2 separate regions of the Mus musculus genome follow, and region 1 is linked to region 2. Evidence: chromatin loops called from intact Hi-C (ENCODE). Cell type or tissue: heart. All regions are shown on one strand. Each heading gives the region's core, and the rest is flanking DNA. Links, peaks and the distances in the headings are about the cores only. Region 1 holds the start of Ino80e (INO80 complex subunit E). Region 2 holds the start of Cdiptos (CDIP transferase, opposite strand).

The links. Peaks named below come from ENCODE experiments on the same cell type or tissue, not always from the same donor. Only the 100,000 strongest peaks of a DNase experiment are listed, where the experiment ranks them.
Region 1: a loop joins it to region 2, with 3 times the contacts of the local background. A loop is called at or near these places in 2 of 42 quality-filtered maps.

Annotation. Positions count from the first base shown.
Region 1 is chr7:126,859,976-126,869,786 of GRCm38, reverse strand. It overlaps Ino80e (INO80 complex subunit E), which reads left to right and starts at 7,415. Exons shown (of 8, transcript NM_001370765.1): 1 at 7,415-7,513; 2 at 7,770-8,082; 3 at 8,241-8,311; 4 at 8,495-8,547. The coding sequence starts at 7,458. It overlaps Hirip3 (HIRA interacting protein 3), which reads right to left and starts at 7,815. Exons shown (of 7, transcript NM_172746.3): 1 at 7,271-7,815; 2 at 7,067-7,187; 3 at 6,861-6,969; 4 at 5,537-6,618; 5 at 5,302-5,467; 6 at 5,126-5,224; 7 at 4,665-5,053. The coding sequence starts at 7,335. The coding sequence ends at 4,890. It overlaps Taok2 (TAO kinase 2), which reads left to right. Exons shown (of 16, transcript NM_001163775.2): 16 at 1-284. In heart, for the core only: a CTCF peak has its summit at 7,841; DNase peaks (open chromatin) are centred at 7,406, 7,876 and 8,681; H3K4me3 peaks cover 3,412 bases; H3K27ac peaks cover 3,043 bases.
Region 2 is chr7:126,971,389-126,982,217 of GRCm38, reverse strand. It overlaps Cdiptos (CDIP transferase, opposite strand), which reads left to right and starts at 6,372. Exons shown (of 6, transcript NM_001362232.1): 1 at 6,372-6,392; 2 at 6,827-6,911; 3 at 7,134-7,278; 4 at 7,506-7,539; 5 at 7,708-7,765; 6 at 9,311-9,598. The coding sequence starts at 6,831. The coding sequence ends at 9,346. It overlaps Cdipt (CDP-diacylglycerol--inositol 3-phosphatidyltransferase (phosphatidylinositol synthase)), which reads right to left and starts at 5,760. Exons shown (of 6, transcript NM_026638.4): 1 at 5,412-5,760; 2 at 5,166-5,300; 3 at 3,803-3,956; 4 at 3,222-3,303; 5 at 2,815-2,896; 6 at 1,719-2,683. The coding sequence starts at 5,454. The coding sequence ends at 2,538. In heart, for the core only: a CTCF peak has its summit at 6,202; DNase peaks (open chromatin) are centred at 5,867, 6,217 and 6,547; H3K4me3 peaks cover 2,216 bases; H3K27ac peaks cover 2,199 bases.

The sequences.
Region 1 (9,811 bases), core at 5,812-9,811, 110 kb after region 2:
TCTAGGTTTTTAGACAGGCAGCCTCCTCTGCTATGGAGTCCAGAAATGACACTCTTTGTGTTTTCCCCAGTCCCCTAAGTTATTGCTGTCCCCTGCTGTGTGTGCTCATCCTCACCCTCATTGGCTCAGGCCTGGGGCCAGGGGTGGCAGGGATGGAAGTCATGGGGGTTTTCCCTCTTTGATTTTGTTTTTCTGTCTCCCTTCCAACCTGTCCCCTTCCCCTCCACCAAAAAAGAAAAAAAAAAAAAAAAGAAAAACACAAATAAAATATCTGAGCGGAACTACACCTTTGGCCCAGGCTGCCTCTGTCTGCTTTGTCCTACCGCCCAGCCTCCCTGGTTTGCCCTGAATCTGGACCCTGGCCCTCAGCTCCATGACCGCCTCACCCCACCTCCGTTGTCTTCACTCCTTTCACACCTCAGCCTCATCCTCTGCCTTCATAGATTCATTGCACCATGACCACAACCAGCTCTGGGCTGTGAGTCCCTGTGGAGCTTCCACAGAGCTTCCTCATCTCACAGTTCCACCTGTTTGTGCGACCCTTCCAGCGAGTACTTACTTAGGGTTAAAGGCTTTTGGTCTTTTTGCCCCTTCCTTTACTGTGAACCTATTGCTTACACGGTTTGGAACTGCGTCTCTCACCTGGGTCAGGCATTAGTCTACAGGGTTGGGGTTGGAACCACAGAACCTCCAGTCAAGGGTGGTGAGTTGGGACCAGGTAGAATGTACAAAAACTAGAGGTCTGGGATTGCTGTGGGCTTGGAGTTGGGTTGATTATGTTGGGCTGAGCTGAAGTGTGGATCTGGTCAGGGGGGCAGCTGCTCCCAGCGGAACTTCTCAGATCTTTTCTGGCCACTCTCTGCTGCCGTTTCCCTTCAGTGGCCTGACATGGGGCATCCTCTTACCCATTCCTCAGCCCAGTGCTGCTTCCTGCCTGCCTTCCTTCAGGTACTGGGCCTGGGCTTTCCTCTGCCTGCCCTTAGTTGTATTACCCTTTCGTGGATGTTGTGTGTGCCTTGGTCTCTCACTCAGCCTTTTATATTCTTTTATATTCAATGTGATCACATCCTTCTGTCTCAGGGCAATATTTTCTCCCTCCCTCTTCGCATGATCAGCGTTTCTTTTGTGTACTCAGCCCTCTAAAGATTCTCAGCTTCCTGTCTGTAAGATCTTTACGTCTCTTCTTGTGCATCCAGTGCAACTCTGGATGTACTCAGAGCCTCTCTCCTTCCTCCACCTCTCTTGCCCATGGAGACTTTCATCTCTCAACAGTTCCATCTTTCCACGTCTGTCTGTGTACAGCTCCCCCCGCCCCCTCTGTCTAACATGTTTTCTGTTTCTCTCCCTCTCCCTGTCTCTGCTTCTGTCTCTTCCTCCTTTTCTTCCTTCCCCTCGTTGTTCCTCTTCCTCCTCCTCTTCTCCTTCTCCCCTGCCCCGTTTCCCCTTGATCCGTTCACTGCACAGTCAAAGGAGCTGCAGATCAAGAAGCAGTTCCAGGAGACGTGTAAGATCCAGACGCGGCAATACAAGGCTCTTCGGGCACACTTGCTGGAGACCACACCCAAAGCTCAGCACAAGAGCCTTCTTAAGCGGCTCAAGGAGGAGCAGACCCGCAAGCTGGCGATCCTGGCTGAGCAGTATGACCAGTCCATTTCAGAGATGCTCAGCTCGCAGGCGGTGAGGCCTGGGCTCTGGGAGGGGACTGTGGAGTTGGCCTTTGCTTTAAACCTTGTTGTGGCAAAGGAAGGTGGGAGATGTGAACAGAGCTTTTGAACTTAGGAAACTTGGGTGCTCTTTCACTGCTAGCATTTTCCATAGTGGTTTTGTCTCCTTAGTGGCCTTATTATTTCTCTTACTATTTTCCTAATATCTTAAGAAAGTAAAGTCACCCTGCCTGCTCTGCCAAGAACCACCAAAGAAAATACTGGCTGTAATATATTTTTGTGGGTCTGAGTTTACTTTGTGTGAACAGGGAGCAGGGGAGCAGGTTACAATGAGTGTGGCTCTCAGACCATTTTACTCAGACTTCAGGAATCTGGAAAGAATCTCTTAGGAAAACGGTACCAGCACTGGAGTGGCCTGCTTCAAATGCACCTTGAGTCTAAAGAGCTAGAGGCCCCGCTCTCACTCAGTCCCACCTCTCAGAGGTGCATTTGTAATGATTGCCTTATGTAGAGTTTCCAGTGCAGATTTGAAACACAATAGGATCAGACTTTACAGTAGTTTTCTGACTTCTTTTCCACCCAGTATCTCTTGGACATCATTCCAGATCACATGTCTATCTCAGTTTTTTACGGTATAGAGTTTTCCATGGAATGGATGTACCATAATTTATTTAACCCATCCCTTATTGGTGGACATTTAGGTTGTTTCCAGCATTTTGCTATCACAACGCTTCCGTGAACACTTGGAGCACATGTGCAAGTATACCTGGGGGATAGATTCCTGCAAGTGTAATTGCTGTGCCACAGGGTATGACCATCTTCCATTCTCATAGAGGTTGAGACTGCCGCTCCTTGCCACCTTAGGGCCCAGGCCTACTGGGGCAGGGGAGGATGATGGGGACAGAGGAGGAGGTCCCTAAACCCTGTTCTCCCTGTCCTCCAGCTCCGGCTTGATGAGACCCAAGAGGCAGAGTTTCAGGCCCTGCGGCAGCAGCTCCAGCAGGAGCTGGAGCTCCTCAACGCTTACCAGAGCAAGATCAAGATCCGCACAGAGAGCCAGCATGAGCGGGAGCTGAGGGAGCTGGAGCAGAGAGTAGCTCTGAGGCGGGCACTGCTAGAGCAACGGGTAAGGGGTTTGTCCCCCCAAGATGGGAAAGGAAGGGCAGGCTCTCTGTTCCAGGACTCACCCCTGTTCTGGGTGTCCCAGGTGGAAGAAGAGCTGCTGGCCCTACAGACAGGCCGTTCGGAACGTATCCGGAGTTTGCTTGAGCGGCAGGCCCGTGAGATCGAGGCCTTCGATGCTGAGAGCATGAGACTGGGCTTCTCCAGCATGGCTCTGGGGGGCATTCCAGCTGAAGCTGCGGCCCAGGGCTATCCTGCTCCACCCCCCGCCCCTGCCTGGCCCTCCCGTCCAGTTCCCCGTTCAGGGGCCCATTGGAGCCATGGCCCTCCTCCACCAGGCATGCCCCCACCAGCTTGGCGTCAGCCAGCTCTGCTGGCTCCCCCAGGGCCTCCAAACTGGTTAGGGCCCCCAACACAGAGTGGAACACCCCGTGGAGGGGCTCTGCTGCTGCTAAGAAACAGTCCTCAACCCCTAAGGCGGGCAGCGTCAGGGGGCAGCAGTGGTGAGAACGTCGGCCCACCTGCTGCAGTGCCAGGGCCGCTGAGCCGAAGCACCAGTGTTGCTTCCCACATCCTCAACGGCTCCTCCCACTTCTATTCCTGAAGTCCAGAGTGGTGGGCAGAGGAGTAGGGCAAGGTGGGAGTGGGTGGTGCCTGATCCTACAGGCAGTGTGCTTGAAGCCTACACAGTGGTGGTGGGGACAGATGTTGGCTCCAGCTCCCCCATCAGACCTCCTCATCTCATGAGCTTCTTGGGGCTGGCCAGTGACCCCAGGCCAGCTTGGGCATTGGTGCCCCAAGGCTGACCAGGAGCCCTGCCTCCCCACCATGGTGCCAGGGTCTCCCTCCATCACCACCTATAAAAGGTGGGAACTGTGAGTGTCAAATATTCATCTGGTCCCCTAGGGGAGGGGAAGGGTGGGTCTAGATATATTATATTTCAGAGAATTATACAACCCTTGTGATGGGGCCATGAACTGGGGACAACAGGGCCCCCAGACCTGGTGGAATGGCAGAGCAGGTCTGGTGCCAAAGCAAGGAGAATGGGAGGAGGCCTTCCTCCAGAAGGATCAGGGGTCTTGCAGTCAGGGTGCCTGAGTCTCACCATTCTCCTATTGCTGTCTGACGTCCTGTGCCGTCTTGTCTTTTTTTTTTTTTTTTTTTTTTTTTAAATTGGGGTCAGGGCTGGGGCGGGGGACAAGGGAAGGACCTTGGAAAGGGCTGCTGCCAAACCTGGGAGCAGTCATGGGAGCCCCTCTCAGCTATGGGGCTGGCACAGAGCCCTAGGGCGAGCTTTTAATAAACTGTTGGTTATTCTAACAGACCACAGGATGTCTCCCTTTTTGTCTAAGGTATGTGTGGAGAATTTATCAGTGGCAAGTGATAGTATTACTTGTGCTTAGTTGGGTGACGTGATTGAAGTTGTAGTGATTTTAGTGGGTGCACATATGACTAGAAGGTCATCAGCTTAAGTCCTTATTCTGCTTTGCTTTGGGATCCCATTTGTCTATCTTACTACACCTGGGCTCTGATTGGCCAGACGGGTCTACTAAAACTCCCTGTATGAGGCTAAGAGACCCTGGCGGCATGGGAATGAAGATGAACTGAGCCTGAGAGTGTGTGTGTTGTTGGGGTTGAGACCCAGGGCTTTATTCATGCTAGGCATACATTCTTGGAGTCAACTTTACATTGCTAAGGCCAGATTGGCCACACTGGAGGAGGGAGAGCCATACCCTCTCTGATACCATCTGGTGACAGACTGGATGACACAGTACAGGGGCTAGGACAACTCTGGAATCGATAAGAGAGAGAATTCGACTACTAAATTCTTGACCCCAAAGGACAGACAGGGCATGACGGTTTGGGACCAATTTGGATGAAGTAATTACAAACATTTTTTATTGAGTCTTTAAAAACAAACAACAGTCCACTCAAATGCCTGGAGAGGATGCTTGCACATGAACCCCAAGGCCATCTTAGAGAACATGAAATTGAGTAGTGTGCCAATAACTTGGATCCTGCCACTGTAGTCTGTCTTTGGAAGTTGCTTCCACTGACCAGGCTCTTGTATAACAGGGTAAGGTCCACCATGGACACGGGAGTTCAGCTGCTGTCACCGTCACTGCTGATGATATCACGCATATGGGACCAGTCTGGAGGTGCTTGGCGCGGCTGCTCCTCTTCTGAGTCCAGGGTTCGGCGATAAGTCTCTCCTGGGGAGGTCCCTTCCCCTGAAGGGTTCCAGGCATTTCGTCTTCGTGGCCGGCCTGGGAGGTGGGGAGAGAAAAATCAGTTCCCGGACCCCAGGCTCTTCCTTCCCTGAAGCAGAAATTGTTTACCTGTACTGCTGATGATGTTGGCAACATCCAGGGCAGCCACTTCAGCTGCCTCTTCCCGCTGCAGCTTCAGAGCGCGACACTTCTCCAAGGAAGGGTTCCCTGGAGCAGAAGCAGCTTGTGAGGCCTCCTCCCCAGTGCTCAGGCCCTCCTGTAGATCTCAGGCACACCCCTCTCACCCTTCATGCCCAGTGCTTCCAGCTCAGCCCTGAGGACACTCAGGCGCGCCTTGTGGGAGCTGCAGGAGCCCAGCAGCTTCTTGTAGTTTCGGTGGGCACCACAGGCTCGAATGTAACGCTTTAGTCTAGCCACAGCTGGGTGGTCCTCTCCACAGCGAGAGGCAGCCTAATAAGGAGTTTGCAGCTGAAGTCCCTTTTCCTGAGTGGATCCCACCCACCTGGTGTGTCCTCTCACCTTCCGACCTGTGGGTTCTGGACCTGAATCTGATGAAGATGAGGAACTTCGGGCCTTGCCCTTCTGACCTGTGGGTTCTGGACTCGAATCTGATGAAGATGAACAACTTCGGGCCTGGCCGTTCTTGGAGCTCTTGTTGGAAGAGCGGCTCTTCCTCTCCTCTTTGGTGTTTTGTCCTGCCTGGGAGTCACTCACTTCCCTCTCTGTGTCACTGTCACCATTACTGCTGCCTAGGCTGCCTGACTTTGTAGTGCCTTGAGCAGCTGCTTGCTCCTGTGTGCTGTTACTGTCATCCCTGCTGCTTGTGTTCTGCCTCCTCCCACTCTCGGTCTGGGTCCTGACCTTGCTCTTTCTCTTCACCGAGTGCTCTTCTCCCTCCTCACTGCTGTCCCCACTACCCACTGTGCCCTCTTCCTTCTCTGCCTCCCCCTTCTCACTGCTGTCCCCACTGCCCACTGTGCCTCCTTCCTTCTCTGCCTCCCCCTCCTCACTGCTGTCCCCACTGCCCACTGTGCCCCCTTCCTTCTCTGCCTCGCTGTCTCGCAAGCCTCCAGTTGGCCTCCCAGGCCTGCTTTTCTGCTTATAGCTCTTTCTCTCCCTGGCTGTTCTCTCTGCTCTGTTACTTCTGGATCTGGGCTCACTAAGCTCTTTCTTCTTAGCTGGGCTCTCCTCTCCGCTCTCTTCACTCTCCTCCTGGCAGTTAGCACCTGTGCTTCCCTCCACCTTTGCTCTCTGCAGCACAGCCTCCTCCTCACTGCTCCCACTCTCTTCCCTAACCTGCTTCCTGTCTGCCTTGAGTGGTACTTGCTTGTCTTTGGCCCCAGCTTGCTTTCTAACCTGGCCCTTCTGTTCTTGTTTCATGTCCTCCTCTTCCTCGGTGACCTTACCTGATCTAACAGAGCCCTCTGCTTCCCCCTCACTGCTCTCCTCCAATCCCATCTTTGCATCCAGGTCTGTTTGGTGGTCTTCATCTGTGCTCTCAACTGCTTTCTTTAAGGCTCTTCTTAGACATGTCTTCTTGGTTGTCCTGTTCTTTGTTGAGGGTCCTGAGCCATCTGGACTGGATGGTGAAGAGCTGGATTCTGAAACATGGGGATGGGACTGGATGGATTCCTCCCTCTCCTTCCATCTAGAATAGGATGCTTCTAGATCTACTCTGGTTAAGAGTGAAGGGCAGCAAGAAGCACCACAGCTGTGGCCCCAGCTGGTTCCTGACTCACTGTCCCCCAAGCCCCAGCCTTGCAATTAATACATGCGCCTCGCCTTTTGAAGAAACCAATGATGCTGGAGTCACAGACAGATAAACAGGGAAGAAGGCACTAACCTGACTCTGAATTAAAGCGGAACCTTTTCTTCTTTGGGTCACTGCAGGGAGCAGGAGACCTCTTCACTTTGATAAAGTCTGGCTTTCCTTCCCTGGTACCAGCATCCGCCTGTGGGTGCAGCATGAGGGCAAACCGAACCAAGATGCCCTGCCCCAACCCCTCAGCAACAAACCCTGTCTCTGCTGGCCCAGGGTTAGACCCACACCTGCATTTTCGGCAGCTCCTCCTCCACCAGCCGCTTCAACGCCTGCTTCTCTTCAGGTTCAAGATGATCCCGACCCACGTGAATCAAAAATTTCTGTCGCACGATGGCGTGCGTAACCGAGCTACAGAGACACGTGTCATGACAGAGTTCCAGCCTAACCCCTCCCCTTCACAACCCAGACTCTAATACCCAGACTCTATGCACCTGAGGTCCGGGCAAGCTCGAAAGAAGCTGCGAGTGAATTTTCGCATCTCATCTCCCGGCGCCATTTTGCGTCACCAGGGATTGGTTGCTCCCGCCTTTTTTTCTTCAAGGCTGGTTTCCCGAGCGACAGTAGTTTGCGCACGCGCAGTGCGGCGGCTTCGTGAGGAATGGGACCGTTGAGCCTCCGATGTGGAGCACTGAGACGGAAAACTTTGGCCGACCTTGCTTTTTCCTGAGCAGCTGGTGGGTCTTGAGCGAGGTTTCGACTCTTTGCTAAAACTACGTGTTAAAATTTTCGCTAGAAGCCGGTTCGGCGCCGGCAGTCTTTATAACGTAATCAGTTCAATCAATCCCTGTGGTCGGGATTAACAAATTAGGTCGCTTGTTTCGAAAGGCAGAAGGGAGACGGTATTCTCGCTAACATACTGAATTTCTGGTTATATTCTTTTGGTTCCAAATCTTTATAAACAGTTTACAATCAATAATTGTGCCCCCCCAGTGTCCAGCTCCTCTGTGACCTCAGCTCACCGCGAAGCCACTGGAAGCAGCGTTCCTTTCGGGTCTTCCCCCAGGAGGGCGGGCGGTGTGATTACGCTCCCCGCGCGCGGAGGACGCTGGGAGTTGTAGTCCGTTTCATACGGCGTTGCAAAGTCTCCGGAAGTGGAGGTGTGAGAGGCCGGGCGGACTTGGGTAGCGGGACTCTACTCCGGGGCGTTTCTCCCTGGCGGGTCATGAACGGACCAGCGGACGGCGAAGTGGACTACAAAAAGAAATACAGGAATCTGAAGCGGAAGCTCAAGTTCCTCATTTACGTGAGTGCCAGCGTGGGGCGGTTGTGGAGTGTGAGGCCTAACTCGGAGAGGACCTCAGTTTACCCATGTGGTAAAGGGGGTGAGTAGGGAGAGATGTCTCCGGGTTCTGGGTCTTTTATGGATTGCTCTTGGCTCAGCACCCGCCCTGTCCGCCGCAGGAGCACGAGTGCTTCCAGGAGGAGCTCAGAAAGGCGCAAAGGAAATTGCTGAAGGTTTCCCGAGACAAGAGGTAAGGCATCTTGTGGGCACGAGGGCACTGTTAACTCCCAGGGAATCCGTTCTTACGCCGTCCCGGAACAGGATCCCAAATGCATGCAGTCTTAGGAGGATCCAGTGGGTCTCCTAGGAGGGACTAGGTAGGGCTCAAGACCACCAAAATGGGGATACCCACCCTCCTTCCCACTTGTCTCAGTTTCCTTCTAGATCGACTTCTGCAGTATGAGAACGTGGATGAAGACTCCTCTGGTGAGCAAAGTCATGACCACTTTTAGGAAGATATGAGATACTGGCCCTTGAAACACGTGTTCCTAGGTCCACCCTCCTAGGGTCCGGAAGCTGATGCAGGCCCCTCCAATGGTTCTTAAGCCTAGTTGCTGCCTTCTGTCACCTTCTTCCTGTTTTGTCTTTTTTCACCCCATTGGACAAGGTTTCTCTGTGTAGTCCTTTTGTAGACCAGGCTAGCCTGAGGCTAGCCTCAGAAATCCGCCTGCCTCTGCCTCCAAAGAACACACCACGCCTCTGGATTTTCAAGTATTTCCTTATCCACTGTGTTCTAGGTACTGTGCTTGACACAGGCTGGCAAAATGAAGGAAGCCTCTGGCTGCTTGTCATTTCTATCAGTTGTCTATAATAAGTGAAAAAGTAAACTAGAAAGATAAAAGTAGTAGCCATTCCTGTAGTGCATGCCAGAGGCAGAGGCATAGAGTTTGTTACTGAGGCCCAATCTTTAAGAACAAAGGAGACTAACAACTCCTGAAAGCTGTCCACTAATCTCAAAACACTCGCTATAGCATGTAGGTATCTGCACAAACACACTAATGGTATTGAGAAGAAAAGTGGTTTTCTAGGATTTTTTAGAATTATTTATGTTATGTATATGAGTACACTGTAGCTGTCTTCAGACACACCAGAAGAGGGCATCCAGTCCCATTACAGATGGCCTTGAGCCACCACGTGGTTGCTGGGAATTGAACTCAGGACCTCTGGAAGAGCAAGCAGTCGGGCTCTTAACCACTGTACCATCTCTCCAAACCACAAACTAGAATTTTAAGTGATTGGCTAGAGCTTGACGAGGATTAAAGACGGCAGTAACTGCAGAATAACAGGCTGGGTTTCCTTTGCAAAGAGTCAGGAAAATATTTTACTTTATAAAATACTGTCATTGAAGCAAAAACTGCATGGCTCATGTGAAAGCAGCCACAGCCAGCATATTAGGAAACAAAACAACTCGTGTTTTATTAGAATTTTTATTTGTGAGCATGACATTTTGTATTTTATGTAGTTTCATAATCTTTATAGCGTTTTGCTGTTGTTGTTTGAGGTGTAGTCTTCATTTGTAGCTCTAGTTGGTCTTGAACTCATAGTCTCCTAACCAGGCCTCCCCGGTGCTAGAGTTTCATGCTTGTGCCACATGCCCACCCACCTGCGTGGTTTATTTTTTAACATACTTATTTTATGTGCATGGGTGTTTTGCCTGCCTGCCCTGCACACACAGTCCCTTCTGAGGTCG
Region 2 (10,829 bases), core at 3,801-7,800:
GAACATGCCCAGGAGATAAGATAATGTTCTTTGATAAGAAGCACTTTTAGCCGGGCGTGGTAGCACACGCCTTTAATCCCAGCACTCGGGAGGCAGAAGCAGGCAGATTTCTAAATTAGAGGCCAGCCTGGTCTACAAAGTGAGTTCCAGGATAGCCAGGGCTACACAGAGAAACCCTATCTTGAAACCCACCCCCACCCCCCAAAAAAAGAAGCACTTTTAAGCGATAGCCATAAGGAAATAGAGGTCTAAAGCCCTACTGAGCTCCTTAGGCTGCCCAGCTGGCTGCTGGTACCTCAGCTTTCACCAGCTCCTACACCCCAGCACTTAGTGTTCCAGACACATGGATCAAGATCTATTTCAATCTCTCGTAATTGCCTGGGTGCTCTCTGGACCCCTGCCTCTGTGGGCTGTTTGTTCTGCCAAGAGCAGTAACTTCCCTCCCTGTCCTCACCAGCTATCTTCTTAAAATATCAGCACCTCATCCTACTGGGTGCAGTGGCACACACCCAGCATTCAAAGATCTGAGGCAGGAAGGTCTTGAGTTTGAGGCCAGCCTGGGCTATATAGTAAGATCCTATCTCCCCAAAGCCCAACATTGCACCTGAATGCCAGCTTTCCCAAACACAAGTTGTGTGAAACAGCCAAGTCATTATGAGGATGGAACAAATCCTGTCTGCCAACAACGCCAACAATGGGGGTCTAGCGCTGCAGCCCAATGCACTTCAAAATGAAGGAGCGCTGAGTTTGCTGGCACCTACTGTAGTCTTAGCACAAGGGAGCCGGAAGCAGGAAGATCAGTTCATGGTCATCCTCTGCTCCCTAGAGCGGTTGAGACAGCCCGGGTCTCAAAAGCCAGAATAAAGAAAGCTTGTGCAAGCTGGTGCTGACGCACACCTTTAATCCCAGAAAAAGAAAGCTGGTGCAAGGTAGTGACCTGTCCCCATGGTCCCATGGTCGGCTCATTTGAGCCTAGAAAGAGTAATATAGGAATGCTGTCTCAAAACCAAACCAAACCAAACCAAACCAAAACCAAAACCAAAACCAAAATTCATATGGTGGCATATCCCAGCACTCAGGAGGCAGAAGCACACCACTTTGGGACTCAAGGCCAGTGTGGGTGGTGATACCATCTCAAAAATAAATAAAAATAAAAAGCCTTGGGGCTAGAGTTGGCTAAGTAGTTAAAAGCACTTGGTTCTTTCACAGGACGCGGTATAGTTCCCAGCACCCACATGGCGGGTCTCAACTGTCTATAACTCTAGTTCCAGGGGATCCAATACTTTTACAGGGACATGCAAGCAAAACACCAATGTACTAAAATAATAAATCATTTTTTAAAAAGCAATGAAAAGTCCAAAAAAAAAAAAAAAACCTTTCAGTTGGTATACAGTGTACACTAACCCTTAAGTCAGTACACAGTGTACACTAACCCTTAAGTTGGTATGGTGGTAGACTGTGAAAAAGGCCAAAGTAGGACCAGGAGTTCCAGGAAGCAAGGTGTGTGGTGTGCGGGGTGTGTGTGCATGTGTGCGTCCAAGCATGCATGTGTGTGTGGATGTGTGTGTGGCTACAGGGTATAGCAGGGTCAGGTTGACCAAGACACAGACACAGACACAGACACAGACACACACACACACACACACACACACACACACACACACACACACACACACTACACACTCTCAGCCTAAGGACCATGCTCTGAGAAAACCATCCATCTTCCCATGAATATTTATTAAGCAGCTACCACATGCCAGGCTAGTTTTCACTCTAGGCAGAGACAAGAAAGACATAAGTCTGCTCTCATGAAGCTCACATTCTCATGAGGGTAGAAAATATCAAGGTTACAATCAAAAGTGGCCAGCTAGGGACATAAAGCAGGTGGGCAGAGACAATGCCTGTGAACCTGAGGAGCCACAAAGCCTCTCGAGATCACTGGAACGACAGGGAGGAGCCAGCCACCTTTGGGAAAGCATCCAGGTGGATTCTAATCCAGCTCCCATGGACCCTGGGCCATCATCTAAGAGTGTCTCAAAGTAAACACATCCAAAAAGACTGAAGGGGCCCCCCTTTATTGTGGAGGTTTCCAGAGCAGGACAGGAGAGAGGAGCTGGCCTCAGGGAAGGATCTAGCTGGCCCCTTCCCTCCCCAGCCTGGTACCCCAGGTCCAATGACATCAGTCTGACTCCTTTGCCCTCACATGTCCCCAAAGTCTCACTCCAGACCCCAGGACTGAGGCAGCAGGATGTGTGGCAACACCCAGTCTTCAGTCAGGCCTCCCGGAGCACCAGCTGGATGGGCAGGGCCTCCTGAGCACCCTTCCTGCTTGGCAGTGCCAGGTCCTTGGGGTCACAGGTTGGGTCTAATCATCAGGATTAAAGAGATAGTGACAACACCAAACAGAAGGTGACCCCTAATCCCAGCAGGTTAGAGAACACATGAGAAAGACATGACACTGGGACCTCTTAGGAGGAGAGGAGTCACGTGGTACAGTAGATACCCAGGGCAGGTGGACAGCTGGGGATGGGAGAGGATCATTTCTTCTTGGCGCGGTCTGCTGCATCCAGGGCAGCCATGTTTCTTGCAGCCGTGATGAGGTGGATGACACTAATGACGGACTTGAGCAGCGCGATGGGAGCTGTGACCCAGAGGCCCATCCGGAAAAGGCCCACAGAGCCGACTACAGGGAGGCAGGAAGAAAGATGGAAAGCAGGGGATGGAGGGGTGTGAGAGGGAGGCCTCTCTCTCCCCCAGGGCAGGGCAGGGCAGGGCAGGGCAGGGCGGAACCCCACCCCCACCCCCACTTCTTACCTAGTGGTCCCTCGGAGAAATTGAAGAGATACAGGAGGCAGTAGAAGAGTTCATTTCCAGCACACAGGGTGAACAGAGCAGGCTGCACACAATATAAGGCTGCCTAAGACGTAGGGCCATGTCCCTACTGTAACCCACAGGGACTTCTGCCAGACAGGAGAGCGCCTCACAGCCAGCTGCACACTGCACTATACTGCATATTTCTTTGGTCTCTCTCTGACTCCACCCACCCCCTTCGCCCTCTCTCTCTTGGGGCTTCACTGTCACTGCTGCCATGATGATGTCCCACCAATTATCCTCCATGGACCACTCCTGCTCAGATGGCTGTATAGCATCTCTCCTGGCCAGGGTTCAGCCTCAGACTTCCTGTTTTCAGATCAAGTTGAGGAGGGGCAGGAAGTGCTTACCCTAGAGGTATAGTAGATCCGAAGCACAGGGTTCCCAGACAGGTCGATCATCTTGTGACTCTCACTGCCTCGCACCACAGAACTTGGGGAGAAAAGCATGGGACTTCATGAGCGTTCACTGAGCGGAGGAACTGGTGTGAAGCTGAAAATTATATCTTGTGCAAAATCATACAGTTCCCTAGGTGAGGCAGAGCCAGGACTGAATGCCCTATACAAAGCACCCATACGTCTTCCCCCATTTGGAACCCTAAATTATTCAGCCAGGCCCATGCTAGAAATTGCTCACACCACCTATAAAAATGACAAGCCCACTCAGAGACACAGGGATTACCCAGGGGCTTAAGGACAGCGGCATGCAGGGATATGCCTATAACTTCAGGAGTCAGGAGGCTGACGTAGGAAGACTGTCATGAATTTGAGGCCTACATGAGCACATACTAAATTCTAAGCAAGCCTTGGTCTACTGTCTCAAGGAGAGAGGAAAAAGAAACCACCCACAAGCCTGAAGCCATCCCAGTCCCCGCCCCACTGTAATGCCTTCCACTCACCAGCACCCCAAGCATCAATCAAAGCAAACAAACCTGTGCAGATGCAGCCAGTGACTGGCCACGTCCAAGCTCATGCTGAGCTGGAAGAGAAGGGTGGCTCGTGGGTAGAGCAGGGCCAGGTTGACCAAGAGACACATGGTGGCGCAACGGTCCGTCAGCATGTCGAGCATGGCCCCAAACCGGGTTCCTGAAAAATGATGACTACTAAGTGGAAAGGGACTGTTTGGCATAGTGGACCTGTGACAGGTACCCGCTCTGGCCTATCACTCCAGGCTGACAATAAAAGGAGTTTGAAAGTGCCTACCATCTACTGCCAGAGAAGGAAAGATGGTGAGGCCAGAAGGGCATGGGTTATGAGGACAAGAAATGAGAAGGCATGGGGCTATGGCAAGAAAGAGGTATTGGAATGGGGAAACTCTATCTTCAACTCCTCTAACCCAAAACCAGGCCCCAAAGAAAGGCAAGCAGACCCAAAGTCTCAGAGGCAATTTTAGAAGTGGGTCTGGGGAACTCGATTACAAAATTAAGTCAGAGCTCCAAACATCATCTGCTTTCCTCCCACCGGGCACCAACCTCTCTTCCAGAATCCCGAATGTTTGTGCCTAGCAACTACCTAGTAAACACCTGTTGAATGGAACTTTGTTATTTACTTACATTTTTAAAAGTTTATTTATCTTCTATGGTCTCAGTGTCTATCAGCGTATATATATATATATACACACACACACACACACACATATATATATATAGCCTGAAGAGGACATTGATTCCTTGGAACTGGTGGTTGTAAGCCATCATGTTGGTTCTGGGAATCAAATCTAGGTCCTCTAGAAGAACAGTAAGCATTCTTTCGGTTTTGTTGTTGTTGTTTGTTTTGTTTGCTTTGTTTGTTTGTTTTTGAGACAGGGTTTCTCTGTATAGCCCTGGCTGTCCTGGAACTCACTTTGTAGACCAGGCTGGCCTCAAACTCAGAAATCTGCCTGCCTCTGCCTCCCAAGTGCTGGGATTAAAGGCGTGCGCCACCACCGCCAGGCAGCAGTAAGCAGTCTTAACCTCTGAGAACAAACTTAGCCTTCAGCCCCAATCACTTATTTTTGCAGGATTTTACTGTGTAGTCCTGGCTCACGTGGTACTCAATATGACTTCTGACTTGGAGCAATCTACCTACCTTATCAGTGCTGGCATTACAAGCATGAGCCATTATGCCACACCCGAATGGAATTCCATGCTCACAGCTATGCAGGGTCTAGGTCTTCCACACCCATCCCAAACAGAGATCAATCATCAAGAGCAAGCTTATATCCTAGGCAGCTCTCAACGAGGTTCTGAGAAAGCAGGGAAAGGACAGAGGATGTTGGGACCCCAGTTAGTGCTGGTGGTGGTAAAGTTCTGTCACCTTGATTAAGGGCTCGAGCTGCGTGTCCATCGAAAGCGTCTAGGAGTCCGCTGAGTAGATAGAAGGAGGAGGCCGTGAAGGGGCAGCAGGGCATAAAGTAGAAGGAAATGATGGCGAAGACAATCCGGGCATAACCTTGGGATGGGATGGGAGAGGTACAGGGTGTGATTGGGGAGCCAGCTTAGGGTTTCTCGCGCCCCTCCCCACCCCCACCCCGCTGGTTTTGGGGCCGCAGGCAGCACTCACCGATAAGGTTAGGCACGAACAGGAAGATATTTTCCTCTGGCATCTTGGCGGCTCCCCTTGTCGTCTCGGCCCAGGTCTGGAGGGGCAAGGTCTTGGTACCAGCCTTACCAGCGTGGTCTCACCTTTCAGCTCCGGGCATCAGCCGCTCCACCTGAGCCCTGGGCCCAGTTCCCCCGGGCAATCCCAGCTGTTAGAGCCCGCAGGGCGCCGGGGTGCGGGACACCCCTGGGCACAGCTCACGCACACCTGGCCTTCCGATGGGCAGGAGCTGACGTCTCCAGCAGCGGGCTCCGCAGCTCCGCTGCGCCTGGCTTCTGGAGCCTACTCTTCTGTCCGGGACGTTAAGAACATCGGAAGAAGGAGAGAGCGGCTTTTAAATATAAATAAATTAATTAAATAAATAATGGCTGAGGTCCCTTTAAGGCCGGCCTGCTTCCTTTTCCTGCCGGGGCCCCTAGGCTTCGGCTCGTACCAACGCACAGGGGAGGGGAGAGACTCGAGAGCCAGCCGCAAAGGAAGAAACTGGAAAGGGAGCAGCAGAAGAGACCTGAGAGGGAATCTGCATTTTGCATTTCACAGAGGGCGTAAACTCCTGGAGGCAACCGTAAGGCGTAGAGATTACTCCGTCCCGAGTCTGCGCCTCCCCAAGAGATTGGGTGACTTAGTACAGCCCACATCGCTTCCCCGCCCGCGACGCTTGCGATCCTCGTCGCTCTCCGGGACCCAGGCTGGGAAGAGGTGGCTAGAGAGGCTCCGAGCATGCCTGCCGCTTGCTTCTAGCGCCGCCCTGGTGGTGGGAGGATTAGAGCCCAAGTTCCACCCTAACGCCTTTCCATCTCCTAAATGCCTTGATATAACTCTGGGGTCACCGCCTCCAAGAAGGAATCAGGAGAGCCAGTATGGCACACTAGGACATTGTCCTTAGTTCTAGAACCTCTAGTCTCCTAGCAACGGAACCATAGAACTTCCGTAAACATTTAGGTCTTTATAGCAATCCGGAGCAGCACTTCCCTGGCTCTCCCTCTTCCCAACCTTCTTTCCCGGACTCCCAATCCCCTGAGGCCCATCATAGGGTCCCCTTAGAACTTTCCGTCCCCCCTCCTGCCGAGTACCCTAAGATTTCAACCAATTAGCCGGGTCGGGGACTGCATGTTGGCTGTCTTGCCTAAGGAAGTGCCTTGGCAGAAAAGGAGGAAGAAGGGCTCTGGAGGGAATAGGGAAGGGAGTTGTTCTGAGAGCCCCTCCCTTCAACTTAGTAGGCAAAACAACCAATTTTTTCAAGGACAGAACTGAGTCAGTAGGATGTTTGAGCTATAGTTATGGACTAAATAAATCTGGGGCCCCGGGAGTGGAGTGAGGCGGAATCTGAGGGGGTGTGGGTTGGCTTCTCAGTCTAACAAAAACTTCGTTTCCAGGAGGATGGCATCCACATCTGCCAGGAGTGGGGACAAAAAGGACATCAGGTCATCTCAAGCTGCCGCCTCCTTAGGTGGAGGGCAGGTAAACGACAATGGAAAAGTGAAGGAGATGGGAAGAGCCAGGCAGGGAGCCCTGTCTGAGCCATGAGCCTTGAGCCTTAGCCTTGAGCCTTAACCCTAAGGCCCCACAGACAGCTTTCCAGGTCTAGGGCCTTCTAATACCAGTTTCCCAAGCCAGAGCCTGCAGCCTGGAAGACACCAGACCAATGGGAATTTGCAGACTGAATTCTAACTTCCTTTTCAGAAATTATCCTGCTCTGAAGAATTCCTGACCCGAATCAGCACAGAACTTACAGACGAAGCACTGTTTATTGCTCGCTCCCGTTTGAGTCCTCTGCCCAATAAGGAAAAGAACACAAAAGACCAAGGGACTCAGATATCTAGACATGGTGAACGCTCTCCTTCTTCATCTAGAGACCAGTCCCTGACTCACTCCCAACCATAGCTGCTCTCCCCAGGAATCTTCTGCCTCCTTGCCCATCCTAGGCACAGTGCCCCTTAACTTCTAACTCATTCATTGTCACTACCCAGGAACCCCCTTGTCCCTACCTGCTCTAGCCACAACTCTTCTAAACATGGGGAAAGTTGTTCCTTTAACTGGGGCCTCTAATTCCAGTGTTCTTCACTAAGACCCGAGGCACTGACACCCGGTGAGTGAGGCTCTGTCCTTCTCCCAGGAGCCTGTGGGGAGAGAGCAAGGGTTGACAGCATCCCAGCAGGGTAGGGGGAAGTTTTCAACCATGAAGTTCTATTCTATTCCCTCCTGATGCTCCAGTTCCTGATTCTCAGCCTATTCTGTTGTCTTCTGTCATCTCCAGCTCTGACAAAAATCGAACCCGAACCAAGGCACACCTTCTGCCATCTCCTCGTGAAAAGGTTTGTATGAGGTTATTCAATTCCAACATTTCCAGCTTCCCCTGTGTGCCGTTCCATGTGTTAGGAGTTAGATGATTGGGGGGACAGAATGCACGGTAGAGACTCAGCCCTATAAGAATTCAGGGGGTTGTTTGTTTGTTTGTTTTTGTTTGTTTGAGGTAGTGTCTCCCTATGTAGCATGGTTGCCCTGGAATTTGCCATGTAGACCAGCCTGGCCTTGACATCACAAAGATAAACCTGCCTCTGCCTCCCCAGTACTAGGATTAAAGGTGCTCACCACCATGTCCAGCAGAATTCAGTTTAGAATGAGACCAGGACAAATTAATGGTCAGTGACAACACAATATGGAATGGTGCCTACCTAAGAAGAGAAAACAATAAGACTATTTTTACCCCATCCTCATCTGGGCTAGGAAGGAAAGGCATCATAGAGCTTCCTGAAGAAGGAAACACCTAAAGAAAAAAATTTTCTAGGGAAACAGCTCTAAGTATTCTAAGCAGTAGGGATTGTATGGGCCAAGGTACAGAGGTATGTTAGTCAGGGAGGTTGTGAGTAGCTGGTATGCTCTAGGACCTGCCAGGCATGGTGGCATATGCCTTTAAGCTCAGCATTCTGGAGACAGAGCTGGGTGTACAAGTTTGAGGTCAACTTGATCTGGAGAGTGAGTTCCAGGACAGCCAAGGCTACACAGAGAAACCCTGTCTCAAACAGAAATTTAGAAAGTATATATACATAATAAAAGAGGCTGGAGAGATATGGCTCAGCAGTTTAGAGCATTTGTTGGTTTTCCTGAGGACCCAGATTCGATTCCTAGCACCCACAGGTAATGGCTCACAATGGTCAATCCATAACTCCAGTTCCAGGGGCATCAGATACCCTCTTCTGGTCTCCACAGGCCCCAGGCACACAAGTGGTACACAGACCTATAACACCAATACACATAAATTTAAAAATATACAAAAAGCGTGATGTGGCAGTACATGCCTTTAATTTCAGCTTCAGGAGGTAGAGACAGGTTGACCTCTGTGAGTTCCAGGCCAGCCTGGTTTACAGAGGGAGTTTTAACTCAGCTAGAGCTATCTATATACTACCCTATAGGTAGACAAGTAAATAAATATTTAAAATAAAAAGCAAACAAACATTAGATAGGAAGGGATGAGTGAACTGAAGGAGTAGTTGGCAGATGGGAACATGATGAGTGGATATGTTAGCTCAGCATGTGCTAATCACTTGCTGTATGCACTGTCCTGGAGTGCAGCTCTGAGCAAAGTAAAGCCCCAGCTCTCAAGTGTAAGTGGGAGATGAGAGATGATTGGGAGGGAAGATGGATGAGTAACGAGTGGGTGATGAGGGAGGTGGACAGAGTTGAAGGCTGGGAAAGGAGGGTGTAGGTGGCTGTGTGCATGGAGAAATGGGTTATGTGGATAGGTGGAGCATGGGGTCTATGCTCAAGGGTGGTGTGTGGCTTGGATGGCCAGGCGAAAGATGGAAGGAAATGACAGGAGCCCTAAGTGTAGAGAGTCACCAGCTCTTCTTTTCTTCCAGGGACCACTCCCCAACAGCCTGACAACTGGAGGATGAGCTCGGCCCTCCCTAGTACTGCTCTCTCAGCTTCTTGCCTTCCCCCACTATGTCCCTCAGTGAAAACCTCAAGGCCTCTCTTTTGCAACTGGCTAAGCCTCTCATCTTGGGAGGAACTCCTGGTCATAAGCAATGCCACCTTTGAAACCAAGAAAATCTTCTGGAACTGTCGCGGGGCCCTCCACCCTCCGTGGGCAAATGCTACTGAGAAGAAAAGGTTTTAATAAAGAACCAGGATCCTCCCTTCCCCGAGATGGTGGCAGTGTTCTGGAGGAGCTCCTGGCAGGGGATGCCTTTCTTCTACAGGGAGACAGTGCATGTCAGCATTTCTCTAAAATCCAGTTGTCAGACACCTGCTAGAGCCAAACCCACTGCCTGGTACCATTTAACTAGCCCTTGCATCCAGGAGGCCACTCTTGATGGTCAGGAGAGCCTTTGCCTTGGGTTCTCAGGACCCTGGGCCTCTGCTTCTCCCTCTGAGCTTGTGGGGTCGCATGGTTAAGAGAGCGTGTTGACCTGTTACCAGACAGAAGGTGATGCAGGAAGCCCTGAGGGGTTTGTATTTGCGGCCCTTGTGGCTCCTCGTTTGTTCCTCTGAGGAAGTCCATTCACCTCTTTCAGCCTTACTTTCCTTAACTGAACACAGAGTAGCCGGGCAGTGGTGGCGCGCACACCCTTGATCTCAGCACTAGGGAGGCAGAAGCAGGTAGATCTCTGTGAGTTCAAGGTCAACTTGGTCTATAGAATGAGTTCTAGGACAGCTAGAGCTACACAGAGAAACCCTGTCTCAAAAAACCCAAACAAACAACCCCAAAACTGTAAGTAATAAATTATCCCAGGTTCCCAAGTTCCTTACAAGGATTAAAAAAACAACGGAAGGTGGGTTATCCCTCTTAATTCTGAATAATCTCAGCACTCAGTAGGCAGAGGCAGGAAGATTGCTTCCAATTCATAGTATCAAGCCAGTGTGGACTACACAGTGATGTCCTGTCTCAAAAACAGAAGACAAAACAAAAACAGAAACAAAACAACTAGAATCCTACCCACTCAACAGGCTCCTGCTGGATCCCAGGAGGATCTGGGGTTCAAGACCAACCTGGACACATAAGGCCCCATCTCAAAAACAAAAGTATTCAATACAAAAGCTGTCTCAAATTTACTTAAGCTGTAATCAAGGCCATTTTGAACGAGTCCCCCTAAAATTCACCCCCTTTTAAATATTTAAGCATCGTTTCAAACATCCTGTAGACATGCAGGTGGAGTACATGATTTCAAGTTAGTAAAATTCAGCTCATTTGATTTAAAAAACTAAATAGGCTAGACAGTGGGCGGGATTCTAAGCCACACAACCTACTTATACATGTCATCCTGCGTTCAATTCTCAGTTCCAAAAGGAGGCTCTGATCTGCTTATAATATAGATCGAATATTATGGGGGAGGGGCATTCTTGGTAGACACGTAACAGCAGTATGATTGACATGGC